Linked DNA regions of Mus musculus: regions 2 and 3 are each linked to region 1. The links are chromatin loops, found by intact Hi-C in ENCODE. Cell type or tissue: left cerebral cortex. All regions are shown on one strand.

What was found. Peaks named below come from ENCODE experiments on the same cell type or tissue, not always from the same donor. Only the 100,000 strongest peaks of a DNase experiment are listed, where the experiment ranks them.
Region 2: it touches region 1 in a loop (3-fold over the local background); 13 of 42 quality-filtered maps call a loop at or near these places.
Region 3: a loop joins it to region 1, with 2.8 times the contacts of the local background. A loop is called at or near these places in 3 of 42 quality-filtered maps.

What each region holds. Positions count from the first base shown.
Region 1 is chr7:131,556,012-131,564,011 of GRCm38, forward strand. It overlaps Hmx2 (H6 homeobox 2), which reads left to right. Exons shown (of 2, transcript NM_145998.4): 2 at 1-2,003. It overlaps Bub3 (BUB3 mitotic checkpoint protein), which reads left to right and starts at 4,359. Exons shown (of 8, transcript NM_009774.4): 1 at 4,359-4,443; 2 at 4,699-4,893; 3 at 5,526-5,595; 4 at 7,323-7,474. The coding sequence starts at 4,699. In left cerebral cortex, no CTCF peak of the experiment used is centred here; DNase peaks (open chromatin) are centred at 1,172 and 4,207; H3K4me3 peaks cover 1,111 bases; H3K27ac peaks cover 634 bases.
Region 2 is chr7:131,358,015-131,366,014 of GRCm38, forward strand. It overlaps 2310057M21Rik (RIKEN cDNA 2310057M21 gene), which reads right to left and starts at 4,712. Exons shown (of 6, transcript NM_026655.4): 1 at 4,494-4,712; 2 at 3,719-3,922; 3 at 2,875-2,947. The coding sequence starts at 4,657. In left cerebral cortex, no CTCF peak of the experiment used is centred here; a DNase peak (open chromatin) is centred at 4,844; H3K4me3 peaks cover 2,253 bases; H3K27ac peaks cover 1,380 bases.
Region 3 is chr7:131,428,951-131,436,950 of GRCm38, forward strand. Acadsb (acyl-Coenzyme A dehydrogenase, short/branched chain) reads left to right here. Exons shown (of 11, transcript NM_025826.4): 5 at 997-1,167; 6 at 2,987-3,112; 7 at 5,320-5,412. Among named protein-coding and RNA genes, the nearest start is that of Acadsb, 22 kb to the left of the region's middle. In left cerebral cortex, CTCF peaks have their summits at 3,475 (motif pointing right) and 5,517 (motif pointing right); a DNase peak (open chromatin) is centred at 3,496.

The DNA of each region.
Region 1 (8,000 bases):
TGGTCGCCTGCAGCTGCCTGCATAGCCCGGCGCGGTCGGGATCCTTCGCAGAGCTCCGGAGCAGAGCGGCGCGTGTCCAGAAATATTAAGAAATACACCATGTGTATTCGTTATGTCTTATTTATGGCCTCTTTCCTACCTTTTGTTTTGTTTTGTTTTATTTTGTTTTGTTTTGTTTTGAGTATTTATCTGCATTCCTCACGCCAGAGCACCTGCTTTCTACACAAAACCAAACAACTCGCGTTTGAAACTATTTTGGAAGGGGAGGCTCTCGGGTGGTGGTGGGAAGTGGGGTTTTGATTAGGTCGGTTTTGACCAGTAGCAAGAAAAAAAAAAAAACATCAGAAAAACCACCAACAGAACCAGGCAGTCTTTCTCCCATATATACACCTGTATATAGAAAATGTGGTAGGACACAAGCTCAGCCGAGCCGAACCAACTAGGGCTTTGGTCGTTGAACTAATCACTTCTCTTTATTCCCTTCATCTTGAGGATGGGTAGGGGCAAAACGAGGAGAGTACAGATCTGTAAATATTTTTAAAGAGAAAAAAATAAAACGTTTTAAACATGGTTGCTAACTTTGGAGGGATGGATTGTCCCAGGAGACAGCGGCAGAGGAGTTTCTGGATTTTTTTTTTTTTTTTTGCCAGAGCATGCAGGATTCTGTCTCCTCCCTCAGCCCCCAAGGTTCTGCTCTCACCACGTGTGGGTGGGGCTGGGCTCAGAGGTTAAAGGTCGGGATATTGGGGCTGCCCAGGCAGCACGTGACTGGGGCTGCTTACAGGAACAGCACAGTTCCCACGACCCAGGTGTGCGGGTTGGGGTGCACTCGAGATGGAATCCAGATCCACAGCCCCGCGCAGCGAAAGACAAAGCCAGGAGCCTGGCTGCTGACCCGGTCGCCTCTGGGAATGAGCCAAGCAAGGAGGTGAACATCTCCCCGATACTGGGCTGTTTTGGGCTAGACGAAAGCTGGGCACGCCGCGAAAGGCCGGAGCTCTTGGCGTTCTTGGCGTCCTCCTGCGCGGAGTAAAACGTGGGGTGAGAGAAAGCGTCCGCTTGGGTTCCAGAGCCACAGGCGACTGGCTTGCAGCCCTCGCAGGGGTCTCCCGCTGGTGACACAGTTGCGAGAGTTCTGCGCAGAGCGGGAAGTGATGCCTAAGGGTCAGATTTCGTTGGAGGGATTCGTGGAGCAGATGACACGGGCGCTTCCCTAGTTTCTTTTTGTAGTTGTTAAATTTGCCCGTGAATGACAAAAAGGTCGGATCACTGGCTAACTTGCAGCAGCTGTTTCTGAATTGAGCACTGAGGATTGCAGTGCCCGGCTGCCTGCCTCCATGCAGGGTTAGGGAGGCTCTGCACCCGGAGAACTGCTTCGTCAGGATCATGCAAATCACAGCACTGTATTTTCTCTACGTTTTCATAGCATCCACCTGTTCCTTGTTAAATGTCAGAAATGGGCCTGGAGCTTGGAGGAGGCCTCAGGTAGAGTTATTAGGTCCAGCCCGCCTCCCCTCAGTGGTTGATCAGGGTGCAAAGAGCTAGGAGTCTGCAGCGCCAAGGCCCTATCTATTTCTTTCTTCAGAAGAAAACCTGGTGCCTGAGGGACCGGTCTCTTTGAGCCAAGGGGGCATCGAAATGACTTGCATTTTGTAGAAATTCACAGAATGTAAACGTTTACATGGCCCATATCATTCCGTGAAATATGCCTGGCAGAAGAGATTTGCTCTGATATTGCCTATTTTTTTCTTAACACATTATATTTTATAAAACCTGCAACTCCTCCTAGGTGACATTAGATGGATGCTACACAAGAATGCACCGGGCAATACTAGGTTGGTTTGCTTACATTTGTTTTATTTTAGCTGTGTTCACCTCAATAAGTATTTGTTGAGGTCTCAACATGTGCTAAGAACCTACACTAAATTTGGGGTGGTCCAAAGGAGAACACAAAGAGGCCTATCAGTTCTCTTCTTACTTATTAAATATGTGTTTTCAATTGCTCATTGGATATGTGTATTTTTCTGTCACCGTAGTTTTCACTCCAGATAACCTCTCTACATTCTTTCCCTGACAGCATTCTTTGAGTGTTCCACCCAGAAACAACCACATTACTTCAGAGGACTGTCTTGTAAAAAAACATACTCCGTTCGGATGCTTTTGATCTGCCTTTCAGCAGATTACAATTCGGTGATGGATTTAACAGTATTGGGTCATCATATTTGCTTCAGGATGGCTTTCTCCATAGGTAGTGACCTCCTCCTCCTGTCACTGTCGGCATTAACGACTTGAGTTTGCCCATAATATTTTAGGGAATGCCATTTCCCGCAGTTGTCATGTGGTATATATCTGACTCTCTTTACTCACCCAGACATTAGCTGTGGCAGGCGACTCACCACTGCAACAGGTAACTGAATATCACACACACACACACACACACACACACACACACATACTTACTTTACATTTGTGTTGTAAAATGGTCAAGACTCTGCTTGTGGCCAGATTTCCTATCTCAAGTCTAGCAATTCATTTGAATAATCAGCAAAATAGTCCATCTCTTTTCAGGCTCTAAACTTGATTTACAAGATTGACGTTTCTTAAAACTCAAATAGAGTTGGGCTGCAAGTGTGCGGCCAGAGGGGCCTGAATCATACACACATGGGATAATGAAATATGCTTAGATTTTATTAGCAGGTAATTTATGCTCAGAATCTGGAAACAGTAATAGAATTAAATAAACAACTGGGAAAGAGAACCAAATAAGTCAAGAGGTAAAATTATTTGGCTAAACTTAGAATGCAAAACAACTCAATGCATTAAAAAAAATTGAACTTGGCCATTGATTTGTTGAAAGAGAAGAGAGAGAAAGAACCACATACTAGAACTATTTGGAGAGGGAAGACAACCAGAATATTTTAGCCATAATAACCATCATCAGGACAAAAGACTGGTGTGTGTGTGTGTGTGTGTGTGTGTGTGTTATTGTCAGGAATCTTAAGTGCATTTAGTTCAGAGTCTGTGCACACATAAGATCTTTCTTTCTTTCTTTCTTTCTTTCTTTACTTTTATTTTTTTAGACAGGGTTTCTCTGTGTAGCCCTGGCTGTCCTGGAACTCACTCTGTAGACCAGGCTGGCCTCGAACTCAGAAATCCACCTGCCTCTGCATCCCAAGTGCTGGCTGCGCCACCACTGCCCGGCAAGATCATTTTTCTTTTCTTTTCTTTTCTTTTTTTTTAAAAATGTACCTTGAAAGTTAAGTAGTTTAAAACTAGAGACAACTTCCTACTTCATGCAACAATTTCAAAATAAAAGGGATTGTCTCAAAAAGATGGGACAGAGAAAAAGAAGTTGTATCCAAGGATTAATTAGAAACTCAGTAACATTTTGCATGTCAGTATGCTACTATGTTGTTTGTTAAGTACTGCTTTTCTCTCACAGAACCAAAACAACCTTTTGATTCTCATATTTTTTAGAGGATTCTAGAAACAGAAAGTGCAGCAAACTGAGCCTGCAACTTCCATGATAATGCAGAGGAAGGTGGGAGAGGGAGGACAGTCACAATGCTAGGTCCTATGATGAACATTCCTAAGAGATTCTGGCTGATCGTTAAAGATTGGAAATATTTGTGTCCTGCTCTGTTCACCCTTATGGGTGTGGTACTCTTCTAAAGCAAGGAGTAGTTTGACTGAGTGTGTATTCCCAGAGCTGCTTAAGAGGCCTGACATTCAGGTGCTTGAAAACTGTGGAGAGATGAAACGATAAAAATGAGATCACTAGAACTCAAGGGAAATGAGTCTCTAGTTCACAAATTGATAACCCAGCAAAATAAAAGCAAATAGTACCTTTGACTAGAAATTATTCTTCAGTATGACTAGTCTGGATTAAGTCCAGGGGTATGTGCACGGCTAGAAAGAAAATATTAATTTATATCTATAGTAGTTATCAACCAAAATGAAATTCTGTGTCTGAGAGATAGAGGAGAAGGATGTCACAAGAGCTAGATAAAATCTCTTTTCTGCCTTCTAGTCTGTGGATGTTCAGGCAAGCAGCTCCAGGGAGACTACAACTCCCAGCATGCAGCATACAATTGTGGGCGGGCGTGAACGCCTTCATGACCTGAGCATACTTGGGAGTTGTAGTTTTCCCTCCGCAGCTCCAGAGATGTAACCTCGGCGTGGAGGTACTAAGAGACCCGGTGAACGGGGGGGGGGGGGGAAACGCGGCTTCCCTTTGAGCCGGAACAGGATGACTGCGGAAAATGAGGCAAGCAGTAAATCAGACCAATCAGCTGCCGAGATCGAGCCGTTGGCGTTCAAAATCAGCCAATGATAGGCCTGCTCCGGAGCTTCCTCTCCGCCTTCTCCGCTTTGCCTGCGAGTGCTCGGAGGGAAGCGGATCGGTAGTGGCCGGTGCAGAAACGTTGCTTAGGCGGACAGGAGGTAGAGGTTCGGGCGAGGGCGGGCGGAGCGGGATCTGTGGCCCGTGGCCGGCGCATCGATGCACAGAGGGATCCGGTCGAGGTCCATTGTGTTTTATATGGGGATCTGCGGGCAAGGAAGGAGGCCAGGCCGGGTGGAGCTCGGCGGAAGCGGGATGGCGGCCGGCCTGGATCAAGGGGGACTCGCGCAGGCGCAGGCCGTGGCCGGCCTCTGTTGCTCCGGTTAGGAACTCAGACTTAGCGTTTTGTTCTACAGATGACCGGTTCGAACGAATTCAAGCTGAACCAGCCACCCGAGGATGGCATCTCCTCGGTTAAGTTCAGCCCCAACACATCCCAGTTCCTCCTGGTCTCCTCCTGGGATACGTCTGTGCGCCTCTACGATGTGCCCGCCAATTCCATGAGGCTCAAGTACCAGCACACTGGTGCTGTCCTGGACTGCGCCTTCTACGTAGGTGGATTCAGTTTCTGCTCCTGTCCCCTTAATACTGAGATGTCCTAGGCCTTGCCAGTAGCATCTCATACACGGTTCGAGAATTCTGATAGTTCATAACTACTCGGGAATTCTTCCCTTTAGCCTGGCATCAAGCCTACTACAATGGTTTGTGTTCTTATTTCTTCTCTCGTGGCAATTTCAATCTCCATTTGTAAATTCAGACTTGAGTAAACTTTCTGGACATAGATAATTGAAGTTAGCAGCAAGACTGATTTTTAGCTATCCTTTGAAAAGTAATGAATGTTGTCTAATTTAGCCTTAACTCCTGGTGTCCACCTTGTATTTGCTTCCTTGTGGAGATCACTAACTTGCATTTTTGTTTGCTTCTTAGTTTCTGTCACACTGGACATAACACTTGGCTGTAGAAATAGCAATGTTGAAAATGCTTGCTAAAGCTTTGTAACTTTGAATTGGCTCCAAATGTAAGAGTGGGGTGGGAGGATGTGGTGGCCACAACTTTAATCCCAGAGGCAGAGGCAGGAAGAGCTCTTGAGTTTTGAGGCCAACCAGGGCTACATAGTGTCTTCCAAAAAAAAAAAAAAAAAAGTAAGAAAGAAAAAAAATCAAACCCAAATTTTGCTTTGTAGGATCCAACGCATGCCTGGAGTGGTGGATTAGATCATCAACTGAAAATGCACGATTTGAACACTGATCAAGGTATTAATATAGCTACATTTTACCAGTTTTTCTTTACTAGTGTATTTGTGTAGAAATGCTTATTTAAGAAGAGTAGGTGTTTTCAGTACTTATGTGAAGGCGGAACACGGCTTTGATAATAGACTTTTAAAATTGGATTAAGTTACCACAAATGGAACCTGAATTTTGCAGTAAAGCCCCTTCTGAGCACTGTCTTTTTTTTTTTTTTTTTTAAGATTTATTTATTTAATTTATAAGAGTACACTATAGCTATCTTCAGACACATAACAAGAGAGCATTGGATCTCATTACAGATAGATGGTTGTGAGCCACCATGTGGTTGCTGGGAATTGAACTCAGGACCTCTGGAAGAGCAAACAGCCAGTGCTCTTAACTGCTGAGCCATCTCTCCAGCCCCTGAGCACTGTCTTAAGTGTCTAGTGGAAGCATCATTTAAGCATTTGACTGTCACTATTAGAAGTCTTAAGCAGCGGACTGGACTCAGGGTCCGGTTTGTCAGGATTTCTTTGGACAGTTTGATATTTTAGGTTGGTCTTTTCACAGGCTAAAAAAAAAAGTACATTTTAAAAATGGAGCACGGTAGCCCCGTCATATTTATCTTAGTGATGCCTTTGCGTTCTTAGCAGGAGAATGTATTTCAGTTGGCTGTGTAAAAACATTTCTTAAGAGGTTTATGATTTCACTGTGGCAGGATTTGGAATGGAACCCAAGACGTGCAAAGCGCTCTGAGCTTTGTTTGCCTGCCCTGTATTGGATGTAGGTATACTGGAAAGCGATGGTGGGGGTGTAGACATGTGGCTACCTAGAGGCCAGCTTGAGCAATCCGAGTGGACTGAGAAGCACATCTGAGCCAGGTGTGATGCTGCTCCTGGAATCCCAGCACTTGGGAAGGGGAGGCGGGCGGATAAGAAATTCAAGGCCAGCCTCGGCTATATAGATAGTTTGAGGCCAGCCTAGACTACTAAGACTCTGTTTCCAGGAGAAAAGGAATGATTTTTCATTGGAAGAGGCCTCTGTCCAAAAGTGACTTTGTGTGTTTAATATGCACATGCGAGGAGAGCACTCTGCCTGAGCTACATTCCTGATCCTGGTCCTGGTCCTCTTCCTTTTTTTTTGTCTGTCACATGGGCTTTGGCACACAGTAGATATTTAGTAGATGTTTACTGAATGAACAAATGAGATACTGTGAAAGTTGAAATTGACAGGAAGGAAATTATGTAGCAGAAATTGGACCCTACCATGAGAAGCAAGTGAGTTAATTGAAAGACTCCCCTCAGCCTTCAAATCCTGTAACCATTTCATACTAGCTTTGACTTAATGGGAAGACAAGTGCGGTCAGGGTGCAGGAAGCCAGAGATCTCCACTCTTAGCTCACTCGCCAAGTATTTCTGGAGCACCTACAGTGTACCAAGCATGCACTAGATACAACCAAAGGTACAGTGTTAATCAGTTTTCTTACAAAATCTAGGATCAAGTTAGCCATCCACCATCCTCACACAGTTCACTGTGCTGGTTTCCTGCTAGTGAATGACCAAACCTGGGCAGTGTGAGGTCACTTAGAGAGGACTGGCTAACGTTGTAGTCGTGGAGCGATTGCTCTGCATGCAGACATCTCTGTGGAGTGACCGAGATGAATTCATTTCAGCTGACAGCCCCATGGGTTCACTTGAGGTATCCTATGAGAGAGTAAAGCTAGCTGTGTTGTTTTTATCTTTTCTTTGCAATAGAAAATCTTGTTGGAACTCACGATGCCCCTATCAGATGTGTTGAATACTGTCCAGAAGTGAACGTGATGGTAACTGGAAGTTGGGATCAGACAGTTAAACTGTGGGACCCCAGAACTCCGTGTAATGCTGGGACTTTCTCCCAGCCGGAAAAGGTAGGGTTTTATCTGCACCAGGGGTGTGGTGGTTGGAGAGTGTGCTGTTGTTAAGAATTGGCAATGTGTTTGAGAAACCTAACTGTATAGAAATGCTTTAATGCGAAGGGAGTTAACTTTTACATTTTGGTCATCTTTTTCTGTCAGTTATTAAACTTGGGCCGGAGAGCAAGAGCTCGAATTCCTCTTCAGTCCATTGTTAGTGCTTCGGCTCTGAGAGGTAACTCACTACCTTTTCATAGAAGCCATTAACAGAGGCTTACTGTCTTAAGTTTGGTCTGACACCCCAAACCAGAAGATGGGGTGGAACATGACTCATTTTCAGATGTGACTTGAGGCTCCATTTGAATTGACAGTTGAGAATGAAAAGGGAATCATTTCAGCTTTAGAGAGAGAGCTGTGTTCTCTGACTGTTACTGCTGTGTGTGTATTTAAATGCTGACAGATGTAGTTTGAAGGCTTGTAGTAAATGGAGTTTTTAAACACCTTTGAATCTAAATTTCCTTTCCCACAGACAACACCATAG
Region 2 (8,000 bases), 200 kb before region 1:
GGTTTGAGTCCTCCATATGACCAGGGGAAAAGAAGAAACCCAAGAACCCTGGATCTTAACATACCCCAGTTGGCTGGGCAGTGGTGGCGCACGCCTTTAATCCCGGTGCTTGGGAGGCAGAGGCAGGTGGATTTCTGAGTTCGAGGCCAGCCTGTTACAGACTGAGTTCCAGGACAGCAAGAGCTATACAGAGAAACCCTGTCTTGAAAAAAACAAAACAACAACAACAAAAAAAATCATACCCCAGTTGGCTTTAATATTATTTAATATAAAATAAAACTGCCCATACAAGACTTATCTATATCCCAATCATAATTCAGCCTTCTGTAGTTCAGAAAGGAAGGGGTGTGACGTCAGAACTGCTTAATAGGTAACAGCTGGTGCCAGGGTGACTTTCTAACTGGTGAAGGACACTCAGTGGGCCTAAGTCTCTCCTGGCTTTTTCCACCATACATTTCCACTTGTATTTTTGTGTCTTCCCATTTCGTTCCCTCTGGGGTACTAAGAGAACAGTACCTCCCACATGCTGGTCAGTGCTTGCCTCTGAGCCATGTTCCCTTCACTCTGGCAGTTTAGGCTATGCATGTTTCTCAACCAAAAGACATTCCACACGTGGTATGAAGGGACTGGCTTTAAATCAGACACATAAGTTTAAATTTTGAGTTCTGCCATTTTATAACCTTTGCACTCCTGGGCAAATACTCTGAACCAGAGGATGGTAAGATGACTTTGAATAGAGGTTTGTATCACTAAGTATTGCTCTGAATTCTCTACTAGGAACATTAACACAAGCTTTCCTATATGCCAGAGGGGCTTCCGAATTGAAAGCTCTCTTCAGACTAACACGTACTTCCAAGGATCAGTTACAAAAATTATTTACTTTGAAAGCCACATAAACTCCAGTCACAAGAACGCAGGTCAAAAAGAACTCAGGCTCTATAGACTCAAGAGTGGTACCAAAAAAGTATGTGGCAGTCCTCAAAGGTTAAGGAAACACTCATTAAGTTTACAGTCTACCTCATTATTACCTCCCTTCTTTTATCTATGTATTTTCAGTTTTTAGTTTCTTCCGATAGAAATCTCAGTAGGGAGCGCTGGCTGGTCTGGAACTCACCTCACAGAGCAGGCCTCAAACATGCAATGCTGCTGAGTGCTGGGGTTATCGGTGTGTGTGTCTCCATACTAGGTCTTACTGTCTCCTTTATAGTTTATAATCCCAGGACCATTTTTCATCATCGACTACAGTATCTTTTTTTTTGTTGTTGTTTTTTGAAACAGGGTCTCTATGTAGCCCTACTTGTTTTAGAACTCACTATGTAGATCAGGCTAGCTTTGAACTCATACAGATCCACCTGCCTCTGCCTTTGCCTCCTGAGTAATGGAATTAAAGGTCTGTGCTACCATGACCAGAGACTAGAGTAGATAGTTTATATTATATATAATCAGTAAATCTAGTTATCATCTGTCTTATCCCACTAAAATAGATGCAACATGGAGGCTGGCACTTCAGTTTCCAATTGATATTCCTACATGCCTGGTGCAGTTATCTGCTATCAACAGATACTAAAATATATGCTAGATGAATTAAATTACTTTATTTAAATGCCTTTATAAGGTATTAGTTTATTCCACTTAAACAGATGTTGGCATAACCGGCTTTGTGAACTGAGCTCTTCAATGAAAATCTTTTTTTTTTAAATTTTAAAACTAAGTCTTACTGTCTTCTGTGATAATAAACACGTGATTCTAGATATAAAAAAGACCCAAGAATTTGGTTTCTAAGGTCCAATAATTTTCTTCATGAATTAGGTCCAAACAGTTAAGTAAGCTGGCACTGACCAAAGCACTACTTGGTGACAGAGCTTAATTAGTATTTATAACGTCACTTGAGCATTCCAGCTCAGAACCTGTTCCTAAATTCTGACAACATCACTAATACCTATTTTAAGAAAATTATTCTGGCTGAAGCAACAGTCTGGACTCCTTAGAATTTCTGGCTCTCTTGTTTGACCTTTTCCTCCATTCTTTATAGACACTGGGCCAGTTTTATGTTTGCCTTTTGTGGTATTATAGTTTTATAGAAAGACTTTTAAAATGTTCTTAGCTGAACAAGGCTTCAAAATATAGCACTACTATATTAACAAAACATTTTCTGTAACTAATACAAATTACCACACTTTATTATTTAATTAGATATTTTCTTCATTTACAATTCAAATGCTATCCCAAAAGTCCCCTATACCCTCCCCCCGCCCTGCTCCCCTACCCACCCACTCCCGCTTCCTGGCCCTGGCCTTCCCCTGTACTGGGGCATATGATCTTCTCAAGACCAAGGGCCTCTCCTCCCTATGATGGCCGACTAGGCCATCCTCTGCTACATATGCAGCTAGAGACATGAGTTCTGGGGGTACTGGTTAGTTCATATTGTTGTTCTCCCTATAGGGTTGCAGACCCCTTCAGCTCCTTGGTCCTTTCTCTAGCTCCTCCATTGGGGGCCCTGTGTTCCATACTATAGATGACTGTGAGCATCCACTTCTGTATTTGCCAGGCACTGGCAAAGCCTCACAGGAGACAGCTATATCAGGCTCCTTTCAGCAAAATCTTGCTGGCATATGTAATAGTGTCTGCTTTTGGTGGCTGATTATGGGATGGACCCCGGAAATTATCACACTTTAAAGAGATTTTCAATGTTTAAAGGATTAATAATTTTTTAGAAAAACAGTACCCCTTTACTAGCTAACTAAGCATTTCTGGACTAAACCTAGGGACCATGTTAGACTACTGTACTGCCAAACCAAGAGAAAATAAGTGTGTATAGAACAAAAACAAAAACAATTTGATCAACCTTAAATCTTAAATTTGGTGATGACTCACCTTTATTTTACAGGCATGCGTGGGAGAATCCAATTTTAGGTATTTTTTGTATAACAAGATCTTTTCATGTTCACTAAAATAAAAGAATTCATTTTTAACAGCCATTGGTTGTAAACATTAACATATACTTAAGAACAAATGATTCGGGACACTCCTTCATCTCAGAGATTCCCTTTTCCTGGTCAGGTACAGGGAGTAATGGGCTCCTGCCTGCGCTGCACCGCGTGGAGGAGCAGTACCTACCACTTGCCAGCTATATGGGGGACTGAACGAGGGAGCACATGGCATACTTTAACGCTCTATAAACACTACTATTCTTTCCAACACAGGCAGGACCTAGAGCATGCATTATGTTCAGGACAGATCTGGGCAGAACCCTGTACAAGACTGGGGGGAAAAAAAAATCACAAACTGTCCATCTTTTAATAGGTCAGTAAATAGGCTGCCGTGACAGTCTTAGTTTGATATATCAATCACAAGGAGCCTTCTAGAAGGGAAGAGAGTCAGTTTCAGAATGTCTAATGGTTGTTAAACAGATCCTGCTGAGATACGTGAGAACAAGAATGCTTACCTGGACTGCATTCTAATAAAGCTCTTCCACTAATTACCAGTGACCCGCCAACTCACTTCCAGTTAACTAGCCCGAAATCTCCATATTTTTAAGCTTGCTCATCAACCCTGCCGTTGGAAGGCTTAGTGGTCTAACCTATGTCTATTGGCATGTTTTTAACTTCTCTTCCCTAATGACTCCTGTCCTGTCAGTCTCAGAAAATCCACAAACATTACGAGCTGAGAATAAAGACACTGATTCATATGAACACTTTCATCTAGACAAGTCACAAACCTGTCATCCAGGACAGTGCAGGCAGTCTTGCCTCGACTGGTTCCACAATACTCCTCTCCTAAGTATACTTCCATGTTTCTTGCTGAACTCAGAACGCCAACCGAAAGGATTTCTTCACCCCCATTAGGGCCACAGTTCAGGTAAATGAAGCAGGGGTTTTCATCTCGGGGGCTCAGGCTGCTTTTCAGACTAACCGGATCCTGGCTGAGAAGAAAATTGAAAAAAAAAAATCACAGAGATAAGTTTTCCGAGTAGAAGCATAACCCATTAATCCTTTCAAACTCACCTCTACTTGCCATGAGAACCAAGAACCTTCCCCATCACCCACAGATACTTCTCACAGAATTAATAAGGAACAGAGGTTTGAGGCGTCAGGGCATTCATTCCCGTCCACTTTTCCTAGACCGTGGACAGCCTATTCAACTATCTAATTCATTCGCAGTCAATTAAAAGCGTTTACTGAATGTTAAAACAACCATGTGTCTTTTTCCAAGACGCCGTGGTTCTTGTTCCCCCCAAATAGAAGACTGGGGGCGTTCGCGGGTGGGGGGCGAGGAGGATTGTAACAGGAGGGCATCTTGAACACGAGTTTCCCGGCCTCTCCGGCCCAGCGCGCACCCTTTGCCCGCAGCCTCGCCCACCTCCAGGCACCACCGCTCTCCCCCATGCCGTCCCCGCGGCCTCGCTCGGCTCCCTCGCCCGTCTCGGCTCCCGTCCTCCTCCCGGCTCCTCAGCAGCGTGACTGTCACCCGACCCCGGCCCTGGCCCGGCGCACCTCGGAGCTGGCGGCTCCAGTAGCTGCTCGAAGTCCAAGTCTTGGGCACGTGGCCCAGTCCGGGTAAGAAAAAGGCTTTGGGTCAGCGCCCCGCACGCCGCATCCCAGGACGAGGTCAGCGTCGGGCCGCGGTCCAGTCCCGCGTCTTCGATCGCGGTCTCCATTCTGTCTCCTCCAACCCAGGCGGCGTCGGAACCTCTCTCGCAGAGCTTGCGTTTCCTTCAGTGCCCAGGGGAGGTGAAGGTTCAGCACAACTTCCGGTTCTTCCCCCGACCCCACCCCATCCCACTCCAACCCTTCCCATCCCGGGACCCAACCACCACACGTGCGCATGCGTGTTCGTCTCCCTTCCAGAAGTTGGTTTAAAATCTCCGCGGAAAAGAGCCAGGGGTTGGCTCGTGCGCGGAATTCCTCCGCTCCTGGGGCAGGTGCCGCGCGCATGCGCAGTGCTCTGCGCGCGGGAACCCAGGGGTTTATTTCCACGTTGGCAAAGCAGCGACGCTTTAGGGTGGGAGGTGGGGTGGCGCCTGGGCGGTGTCGGCACCCTGAGGGTGGTACCAAAGCAGATAGGTGCGGTCTCCTTGGCTCAAGCAGCCTGTAAAGCCAGCTCCCAATCCGAGGTCCTCGGAAGAGGACTCCGGGGACCCTTCCTGCGCCAGCCCGTGGAGTGAAGGCCATGCAGGCTGCTTTTGAAGCAGTGCGACCACGGCTGATCGCGTTGTTTCACTGCTCAGGTCACCTCCGTGGGCTGTAGAGTGGAGCGCGGCGCTTAGCATTGCAGAATAATGCTGAGTGGCCGAAGGCACTAAACACTGAACCCACTAAGACCCGGCTTCCGAGCCTCAGGAACCCGGTGGAGCGTGCTTGCACGTCCTAAATGACAGAATTCTCAAGGTTAAAAATGTCCAAGAGGCTCAAAGCTGCGACTTAAGGTTTCTCACTCATAACCTTGACAAAAACTGGCAATGGGCCTTGGTCCCTTCAGAAGTACATTGTACGGTCAAACTTTCTGTGGTGACAAGTGGGACTTGAAACTTTATACTCATTGGAAAGAAAGCTAGGTATCGGCTGTCGTTCCACCCCATACCCACCCCCATTATCTTCCTGAAGTGGGTTGTGTAGATAATTTAAACATCTATTGAGGCGAGGGGAGAAATTTGTTTACAGAAATGTGGAGTACCTGAATTTTAAAGTTGTGCTTGAGGCCTTATATATAATTTCTGGGGAAGTTTTGTTCAGCCATAACCTAGTTTTGTCCCAGAACTTTTTGTTCATCGCTCAGAAAAAACGTTTTGCTTTAATTTTCATTTTAGTCTGTATGTGTACCCCTGTTCAAAAAACGTGTTTATGTCATCAAGAAAAAGATGATTGAATTCTATAGACAGTCACCAGAGTGTATGTATAATGTGTTCATCAAGTTTGAAAGAGAAATCAGAGATTCAGTATAAACAAAATCTAGAAACAGTAACCTTTAATTCTAAAAGGCTCAATTTATATTTTTAAAAGAAATTCCCCACATTCTAAGTGGTCATCATTCTTGTTCTGTTTAGTATGGGGAGCCCCCTCAGAGTGCACAACCAATTGAAAGTCTTTATTCTAGGTATAGCCCCTGAGTGTCCAGAACATGGGATTTTAAGAGACCTTAAAGCGAAGGCATCTCCCTTGGCTGCTGCATCAGAGCACTACGGAGTAAGCAGTTTTAACAGAAGCTAAGATGAGCTGTTAGCCAGCCACCAAGGAGGGTTCTGAACAAATGAGCAACTTAGAAGAACAGTTAGCTGGAGGAGGTTCCGCACAAACAAGCAGTTTCAACAAAGGCTAAGATACGTTATCTTGGCCATTCTGACCTTTGGTTCCTAGAGTGGAGTTGAGTAGTTTTCCATAGGATTCTCCAGCTCAAGGAGATCAGATTCAGGGTAAACCTGAAACCGGCCGGTGGCAAGAAGGCCTTTGCAGTGTCTTGCCCTGTTACTCTGTATTTCCGGCTCCTCTGGTTATAAACTAGGTTAATACGTGTAGACAGTCCTAATGGAAGTACACTCTAGAAACACTAACTTGCAGGTTTGCGTGCAAGATTAATAATACCTTGCGGGTTTTTACTTCCTTAAATAAGGCTGATGAATCAGAAGACTAAAGGCACCTATCATAAAAGACTCCTGCCAATAAATCACCGTTTCTCCATCCTCTCAAAAGCTCTTATCTTCATCTCTGCTTGTCATGTGTTGAGGCGTTAGCTTCATCTGAACTGTTCTGGGAGTTTCTCAGCCAACATCTTGCGCCTGTTCTCATTACCGCCATATCCTCTGCTCTGCCCTCTATCCCTTGTAATGATTGTTGCTGATGGCTGGACCAACATGACCTTTACATCTTAGCATTCAAAGCCTGGTGAACTCAATCTCCTCCCCCTAGAATACTATCCCTTTTCAATAGTTTTGGAGGAAAAGAACAACCTCTCATTCACAGCCAAGCTTAAACCCGTACTATAGAATGGAAGCGATTCCTCGGCTACATCGCACTGTTTGAAGCCCTATAATTCCCTTGCAGTTCCAGTCGTAGCCAGTTTCCGTAGTTGTTTTCCCTACTGACTGCATGCTTGCTGGCATAAGGAACCATTCTGCACTCGTGAAAAATGGTTCTACCTTGTGGATTAATAAATTGGTGAGATGCGACAGCTATATCACAAAAAGAAGCACAGCAAAGCAAAAACCATGAACATTACGGTTCTTTTCAAAGCCTGCATGGTTCAAAGCTGACCTCAGTCTCAACATGCAAGGAGTTGCAAGGGATTTCTTTTTGCTTTTCCTTTTGAAATAATTAAGAATATTTGGCCGGGCGGTGGTGGCGCACGCCTTTAATCCCAGCACTTGGGAGGCAGAGGTAGGCGGAATTCTGAGTTCAAGGCCAACCAGGTCTACAGAGTAGTTCCAGGACAGCTGGAGCTATAACAAAGAAACCCTGTCTCGGAAAACCAAAAAAAAAAAAAAAAAAAAGGAATATTTGTTAGTTGCTGGAGGTAGTGGTGCATGTCTTTAGTCCCAGCACTTGGAAGGCAGGCAGATCTCTGAGTTTGAATTCAGTCTGGTCTACATAGTGAGTTTTAGTACAGCCAGTGCTACATAGTGAAACCCTGTCTCAAGAAAGAAAAAGAGAAGAAATAAGAGAAAAAAAGAGAATATTTGTTAGAAACCTCTCACCAACAACTAATAAGAACTCAGTATGCTCTCTAGGGGCAAATATGTTTTCAGTGGGACATATGCCTGTTACCCCAGCTATTTAGGAGACAGGTGGACGGACCATAAGCTCACAAGTTAGAGAATAAACTTGGGAAAAAGAGAGAAAAAAAGAAGTAAGGTGTTTGTTTTAGAATATGATCAACACATTTGAAAGGTGCATTGTAGAAGAGGAATTTTAATTTTTTTGAGCCCTCTCATTTGGTAATGCAACCATTAAAACCATCTTAGTTTTAAGTAGTAAACACTTAGTGGATACATATATCTACCCAGGAAT
Region 3 (8,000 bases), 130 kb before region 1:
AGGACAGCCTGGGATATATAGTGAGACCCTGGCTACAAACAAACAAACAAACAAACAAAAAAACAGCATTTTTTGTTTTGTTGTTGTCTTGTTTGTTTGCTTGTTTGTTTTGAGACAGGGTTTCTGGCTGTCCAGGAATTCACTTTGTAGACCAGGCTGGTCTTGAACTCACAGAGATCTGTCTGCCTCTGCCTCCCAGGTGCTGGGATTAAAGGTGTGTACCACCACAGCCCGGCGAAACAACAGTACTTTTATCACAATTCATTTTCCAGTACCTTTGTTGAAATCACTTTCTGCTATAATTAATTACATCTCAGCTTGTGGGGTTGGTTGGTTGTTTTTCTGGCTTGAAGCTTACAACAAGCTTCCTGCATTTTTTTACTTGAGTTCTGAGATGGCTGCAGGCTCTAACTGTACTATGGGAAGTCTTAATGAAGGTAGACAAGGAAATGCTACACAGTAAGCATGAGTTCCTAAATCTGCATTTTATCTTAAATAAACACTAAGGGTGCTTCTGAGAAAATAATAATCACAATTCTATTATGTTCAATATAAACTTTTTAAAAATGCAGGATCTCGGTACATACCCTAGGCTGGTCTGAACTCATTATGTAGACCAGGCTGGCCTCGAACTCACAGAGCACAGGAAGCCTGCCATTGCTTCCTGAGTGCTGGGATTAAAGGCATACGCCACCATGCCTAGCCCAAATATAGATTTTTTTTTGTATAACTAAAGATTTAACTTACATATGTCCATTTTTTAAAGCTGGGCAGTGGCTGCATACACCTTTAATTCCAGCACTTGGGGGGCAGAGGCAAGCGGAATTCTGAGTTCAAGGCCAGCCTGATCTATAGAGTGAGTTTCTAGGGCAGCCAGCTCTACACAGAGAAACCTGTCATGAAGAAAAGAAAAAAAAAAAAAAACCAACAACCCACAATGCCTATGACTTGTTAATATAAAGGATAAATACAGCAGTTTTTCTCTCACATCTATAGTTAGGGAGCTTTTGCCTCTCTGAAGCTGGAGCCGGTAGCGACTCTTTCGCTATGAAAACAAGAGCTGATAAAAGTGGAAATTACTACGTCCTCAATGGGTCGAAGATGTGGATCAGCCATGCCGAGCATGCAGAGCTCTTCCTGGTCTTCGCCAATGTGGACCCCAGCTCTGTGAGTATAAAGAGAACCTCCTCCCTCCCTCCCTCCTTCCCTCCTCCCACCTTTTCTTTCTTTTTCTTTTTCTTCTTTCATTTCCTTCCTAGGGTTTGTTTTTTAAGCTCCTCATTCTATGAGAGTTGAATGATATATATATATATATTTTTTTACTCATTCATCTAAAGTAACTTGTTGGCATAGTTATTTACTACACAGAGGACCATTTATTACTTTTTTCCTAGTTCCCTAAGCTTTAATTGGGTAGAACTTTAATTTTTCTGTATAATAATGAAGGATTTAAGTACTTGTAAAGTACATTGCTTTTAAGAATATTGAAAAGGATTTAAGAGTATTTTATTTAGATGGAAGAAAATCATACAGCAAAATAGTAAGTATGTTTTATTTTGTTTTCTGAATATTGAATTTAAAGCATGGGGGGGTCTCATGATCACGTACTTAATAAAAATAATTCCAACACTCACTGTGGGGCGTGGAAAAGTACAGGAGGTAGTAAGATCCCTCTCTAGGCGGCGCTGGCTGCCCTAGAACTCTTTGTAGAGCAGGCTGGCCTCAGACTCACTGATATCCTCCTGCCTCAGCTTCCCAAGCGCTGAGGTGCACCACCGTGCCTGGCATAAGGTTCTTGTTTAGTAACTAATGTTCCCCAATTATTCTGGCTCTGTAATGCACATGTTGCAATTCAGAGTCCCTTGGTGTTTATTGTCTGTTTTAGCTTTCCTTTCTTTTTCTTTTCTTTTTGTACATGTGTGCACACATGTGTGTTTGTATAGATATGGATGCATCTGTGAGGAAACCAGAAGTCAACCTCAGGCACTGCTTCTCAGGAAATGGCCACTTTCGTTTTATAGATTGTCTTTTTTTTTTAAGAGAGATTTATTTATTTATTATATGTAAGTACACTGTAGCTGTCTTCAGACACTCCAGAAAAGGACGTCAGATCTTGTTACAGATGGTTGTGAGCCACCATGTGGTTGCTGGGATTTGAACTCCGGACCTTCAGAAGAGCAGTCGGGTGCTCTTACCCACTGAGCCATCTCACCAGCCCATAGATTGTCTTTTTAAATTAAATGTGTATATGTGTTTGTCTGTGTAAGGGTATGTCCACTGGGTTCAAGGTGCCCATGGAGGCCAGAAGAAGATGGCAGGTCTGCTGTAGCTGGACTTACGGGTGACTGTGAGCCACTCGCAATGATGTGGAGAATCTTCTGCAAGAGCAGTATGTGCTCTTAACTATGGATTCCTTTCTCAAGCCCCCAGCTCTTTTTGAGGCAAGGTTCCTCACTGGGGCCTGGGCCTCAATGATAACGTTTACCTGACTGTGTTTGCCTGCCTGGGCAGCAAGCCCCAAGGACTCATCTGTCTTTTCCTCCCTGGCACAGGTATCACAAGGGCATGCCACTGTGCTCAGCTCTTCAGGCAGGTACCTAGGATCAACAGGTGTCCTCAAGTTTGCACAGTGGCACTTTACCAGCTGAGGCATCTCACCAGCCTTGTTACTTTCTTTTCACTCTTTATGCTTTTTATTTTTATGTTATGTGAGTAGTTTATCCGCATGTATGTTTGTGAACCACATGCATGGCTGATGCTCATGGAAGCCAGAAGAGGGAGCTAAATCCCATGAAACTAGAGTTACAGACAGTTGTGAGCCACAATGGAGGTGCTGAGAACCAAGCTCTGGTCCTCTGGAAGAGCAGCAAGTCCTCTGCTGAGCCGCCTCTGTAACCCCTTAACTTTCTTACTTCGAACTCTTTATAAACAGGGATTTTTAAAGCCTAAGTGATAATCATATTTTACTTTTTTTTTTTTTTTTTAGGGCTACAGAGGCATCACCTGCTTCTTAGTAGACCGAGATACAGAAGGTTTCCAGATAGGGAAACGAGAAAATAAAATGGGCATCAGAGCTTCATCCACCTGTCAGTTAACATTTGAAAATGTTAAGGTAGGTATTCTAGACTATTCTGTAGAAGATTAATGAGAAATCAGCCTTACGTAGAACCATAGGAAATATATGAGAGAATGGCCCCAAACAGCAAATGGGGTAAGTGTGCACGGAAGAGTTCTTGGTGGAGCTGGTCAGCAGTTAAGCACTGACCAAGACTTGAGGCCCTTTTCTCAGTTATTTCCTATGGAAAACTTTCCTGTCCAACCTCTGACCTAGAGAGAAAATGCCAGAAATTAACTTTAATTATTATTATTTTCATTATTTACAACTTATATACTCTGAAACATTTATACTTAAAAGCTTGGCACTTGTGAACCTAACTGCTGGGAGAAGGAATTCTGAGGTTGGTACACCAACGGCCACAAGATGGAGATGTTGCTCAGTAAGAGTGGAAAGCAACCCCAGGCTACACTCCACAAAACAGGATCTTCCTCAGGATGCTGGAGCCTGACTGGGGCACACATGTTCCACTGCTCCTGGATTTTTGTGGGCAGCTGTGTCTGGAGGAACTGAGCTATATCTTTGGGCCTCTCTCCTTCCTTCTTCCTACTTGCCCTTAACCTGTCCATTCCTCCCTGCTCTCCCTCCTAACTATTTTCTTTTGTTCCTAGTATTGATTTGTTCCAAGTATTGATTATTGAGGATATTTTGCTATATGTATGGGAATGTTATTTTGCATGTGGTGTGTGTGTGTGCCTGTGCGTGTGCGTGCTGTGCACATGCACATGTGCATGAACCATATATGTGCCTCGTGCCCTTGGAGACCAAAAAAAGAGTGTAGGATCCCCTGGAACTGGAATCACAGATGATTGTGAGTAGCCATGTGGGTGCTGGGAAGAGAACCTGGATCCTTGCAAGAGCAACAATGCCTCTTAGCCACTGAGCCATCTCTCCACTTCTACTATTAACTTTGTATATTATAAGGAAATATTGTAGCTTATTTCTCCTTCCTTTTCTCCTACTTACTGGATGGGAGAGTGCACATTCACACATGTGCACACACACACACACACACACACACACCTCAGTAGACTTTTCTAAAAATGAATCATTTCAACAGAAGAGCAGCTTATTACTCTTGCTTTTGAAAATACTTCATGTTTCTGTAGTTTCTAATGAATTATCTCAACATGATTGACATACAAATAAGAATTGGAGGTAACTTGTTATGCATATATGCTATTGACAAATTATGTAAAATTCCTTTTTTCTAAATGTTCTCATTCATTAAGTAGATTGTGCTGAGACTCCGGAGGATGCACGGATGAGCAGCACAGACTTGGGGGAACAGTCAGGAGACGCACAGATGTCAGCAGGCAATCAAACTGGAGGGTTTAGTTTGCTTCTTTGTTTTTTTTCTTTCTTTTTTTTTATTAGATATTTTCTTTATTTACATTTCAAATGTTATCTCCTTTCCTGGTTTCCCCTCTGGAAACCTCCTATCACTACTGCCCCTCCCCCTGCTGACCAAGCCACCCATTCCTGCTTCCCTGTCCTGGCATTCCCCTACACTGGGGCATTGACAAGACCAAGGGCCTCTTCTCCCATTGATGTCCAACAAGGCCATCCTCTGCTGCATATGCAGCTGGAGCCATGGGTCCCTCCATGTGTACTCTTTGGTTGGTGGTTTAGTCCCTGGGAGCTCTGGGGGTTACTGGTTGGTTCATATTTTGTTCCTCCTATGGGGCTGCAAACCCCTTCAACTCCTTGGGTCCTTTTTCTAGCTCCTCCATTGGAGATCCTGTGCTCAATCTAGTGGTTGGCTGTGAGCATCCACCTCTGTATTTGTCAGGCACTGGCAGAGCCTCTCAGGAGACAGCTATAATGTTTTAGATTTATTTATTTTATTTTCTGTGTATGAGTGTTTTTGCATGAATGCATATATGTGTACCACCTGTGTTCTTGTTGCCTGTGGAAGTCAGAAGAGGATGCCAGATCCCCTGAAACTGGATATGGATGGTTGTGAACAATCACATAGAGAGCCAGGAGTTGAATCTGGGTCCTTTGGAAAAACAAGGGCTTTTAACCACGGAGTCATTTCTGCAGTTTTTCTCATTGAAGTTTACTCAATACCATGATTGAGTAAGGTCACACAAATGGGGGAGATTCAAGTATGTGTGTGTAATTACATGCTATGTGTATTTAAAATCAAAATAAGTGATGTAAATCTAAATTTGGAAGTAAGTATACATTTATATTTCCAGGTTCCAGAGACTAATATTTTGGGGAAAATTGGGCATGGTTATAAGTATGCCATAGGAAGTCTTAATGAAGGTAGAATCGGAATTGCTGCACAGGTAAGTCTTCTTAGCTCCTTCACATTTTGAGCCAATTAAGAGAAAAATGAAAAATAATAAAAAAGAATTGCAATAAGACAATTGATTATCTGGAAGCTTTTGAACACAAGGTGGCAGCCTGTCCTAGCATGAGGGGAAAGAATGGCTTCAGGTTATTTCTCTCAAATTCTACTTTGGTCAATTATGTAAGTGCCCAGAAAATCAAACAATGGCTTAGTAAGAGCTCTTTTCTGCTTTGAGAACATTAAAGCATTATCTAATGCTAGACCAGTAACTTCCAAATATATTACATATTAAATAATGGCATCTGTTTTTCAGTTAACTTTTCAAAACCTGAAATTCATTCTTTCAGAACATTTTAAAATTAAGAACACTCATTCTATTATATAAGAATGTATATTCTATTATGTAAGAATGTATATCCATATATTCATACATATGTTCTATTATATAAAATCCATACATATGTATTTACGTATACATACATATATGTGTATGTATACACACATATATTCTATTATGTAAAGTTCTATTCATATATATATATATATATATATATATATATATATATATATACATATAACCCTAATCCTAACCCTTAATATATATTCTATCATATCATACATACACATATATATGTGCATGTGTGTGTGTAATTCTGATTACTCTCTTTCTACTCTTTCTCTTATCTCCTTCCCATCCTTAGCAACACCACACCCCCTCATCCTACCAGACTGAATTTTGTAACTATTGGCTATGCCTAGTGATCCATTTCCAGGGCCAGCTATGTGATCATTGGAGCCCGGTGGAGTCAACTGAAGGCAATGACTAACCCTCAACCTAAAATTTGTCAGTAACGGGTAGTTCAACATTGAGAGTTGGCACCCCCTAAGCCCTTCCTGAACCTATCAATAGTCAGATATATTTTTTAAGCAGTATCTAAGATTTTCTAACTTAAATCTTTTAGATTTTGATATAAATTATATCTTTTAGCTGTTAAAATAGTTAAATGTTGAATTACTACTCCACATTTTTTCCTGCTATTCTTTACTACATTAACAAAATGGTGCCCCCCCCCCCCGCCCTTGAGGGGAGAGATTCTGAGGACTGAATCTAGGACCCTAAACATGCTAAGCATCTGCTCTACCTCTGAGCTATACCTTCACCCTAAAAAATTATTCTTAGATCAAATTTCAATTTTGGCTGCTAACAAAGCTAAAAGAGTACTTCCATACCCGGGCTTTTAAAGGTTTTCTTGTTGTACAACTTCACTGGATACAGCATTAGAGCTCCAACATGAAGCCTTAGGGTTTCTAGATATACATAATATAGATGTTCTGGCCATGAAGTCTATGATATGAGATTGATTCCAATTACTCACTATTATCTTATAACCCAGTAAAGTGCTAAATAAAGCAGGCACGTGCTGAGTCTCAGAGGAAGAGGTGCATGGAACAGTGAACTGGAGTCACTGTTCTTCAAAATCCTGCAGCTGCAGAGGATTTACTTCTTTATTGTTTAAAGTGGAAACATTCTCCCAAGATAGAAATGCATGTTTTCCTTCACAGTGGGTAATGTCAGTGTTTAAGTCAGTGGTGTTGGCACTTGCCTGTGATCCCAGAGGCTTGAGGCAGAAGGGTTGAGAGTTTGAAGATAGACATAGCAAGTTCAAGGCCAGTGTGTGTACATAACAAAATCTACCTAAAAACAAAACAACAAAAACAACAACAAAATCAGGGCTTAGAAGGCTAACTAAGCAGTCGAGAGCACTGGCTGCTCTTCTGGAGAACCCAGGTTTGATTCCCAGCAAGCACACGGTGGCTCACAGCCAGCTGTAACTCCAGACCCAGGGCATCCAGTGTTCTTTTCTGTCCTCTGAAGGTCCTGTGTGCACCTGTTACACAGACATACATGCAGACAAAACACTCATACATATTAGAAAATGATGAAGAGAAAAAAATAAGAACCCAAACCAATCTTCACATTAACAGAGGCTTACATGCTGGAAGATGACATCTATAAACACCAAAACTTGCTGCCTCATTTTAACTTGAGGTTTGTGGGGGCATTGTCCCCTTAATTTTGGATATAATCTTCTGTTCTCCAGAGAATACTAAATAAAGGCTAAAAGAAAGTGTGAATGAATACTAATGAAATATTGATGTTTGTGAGCATTTCCCCCCAAAGCTTTAACTATTGATTTTTTTTCTTTTTCTTTTTTTAAACCTACATAGTTTGACATAATTAGATAGTGATTTACTAGCTACCTAATGTTGAAGTTTAAAAACCATTTTTAAGCCTGGATCGTTCGATAGTTATAGAAATTGGTTAGCAATGAGACAGTTCAGCTAAAATTGTGACCACCTTTTGACTTGTTCTTCAAGTGTGGAAATTAGTGTTTTTACCAGATTCTCTCATCAGTTGTCTGAACCCCAGTTAAGTCACTCAGGGAGGTTTTGAAATGCTGATGTTTAGGCCACGCTCCCTCCTCCCTCGTCCTCCCACTCAGTGGTAGAGTGCTAGTCTAGCAGGCTGGCACCGTGGATTAGTTCCTCTGTACGTCAGAAAGCAAAACAAACAAGCAAGGC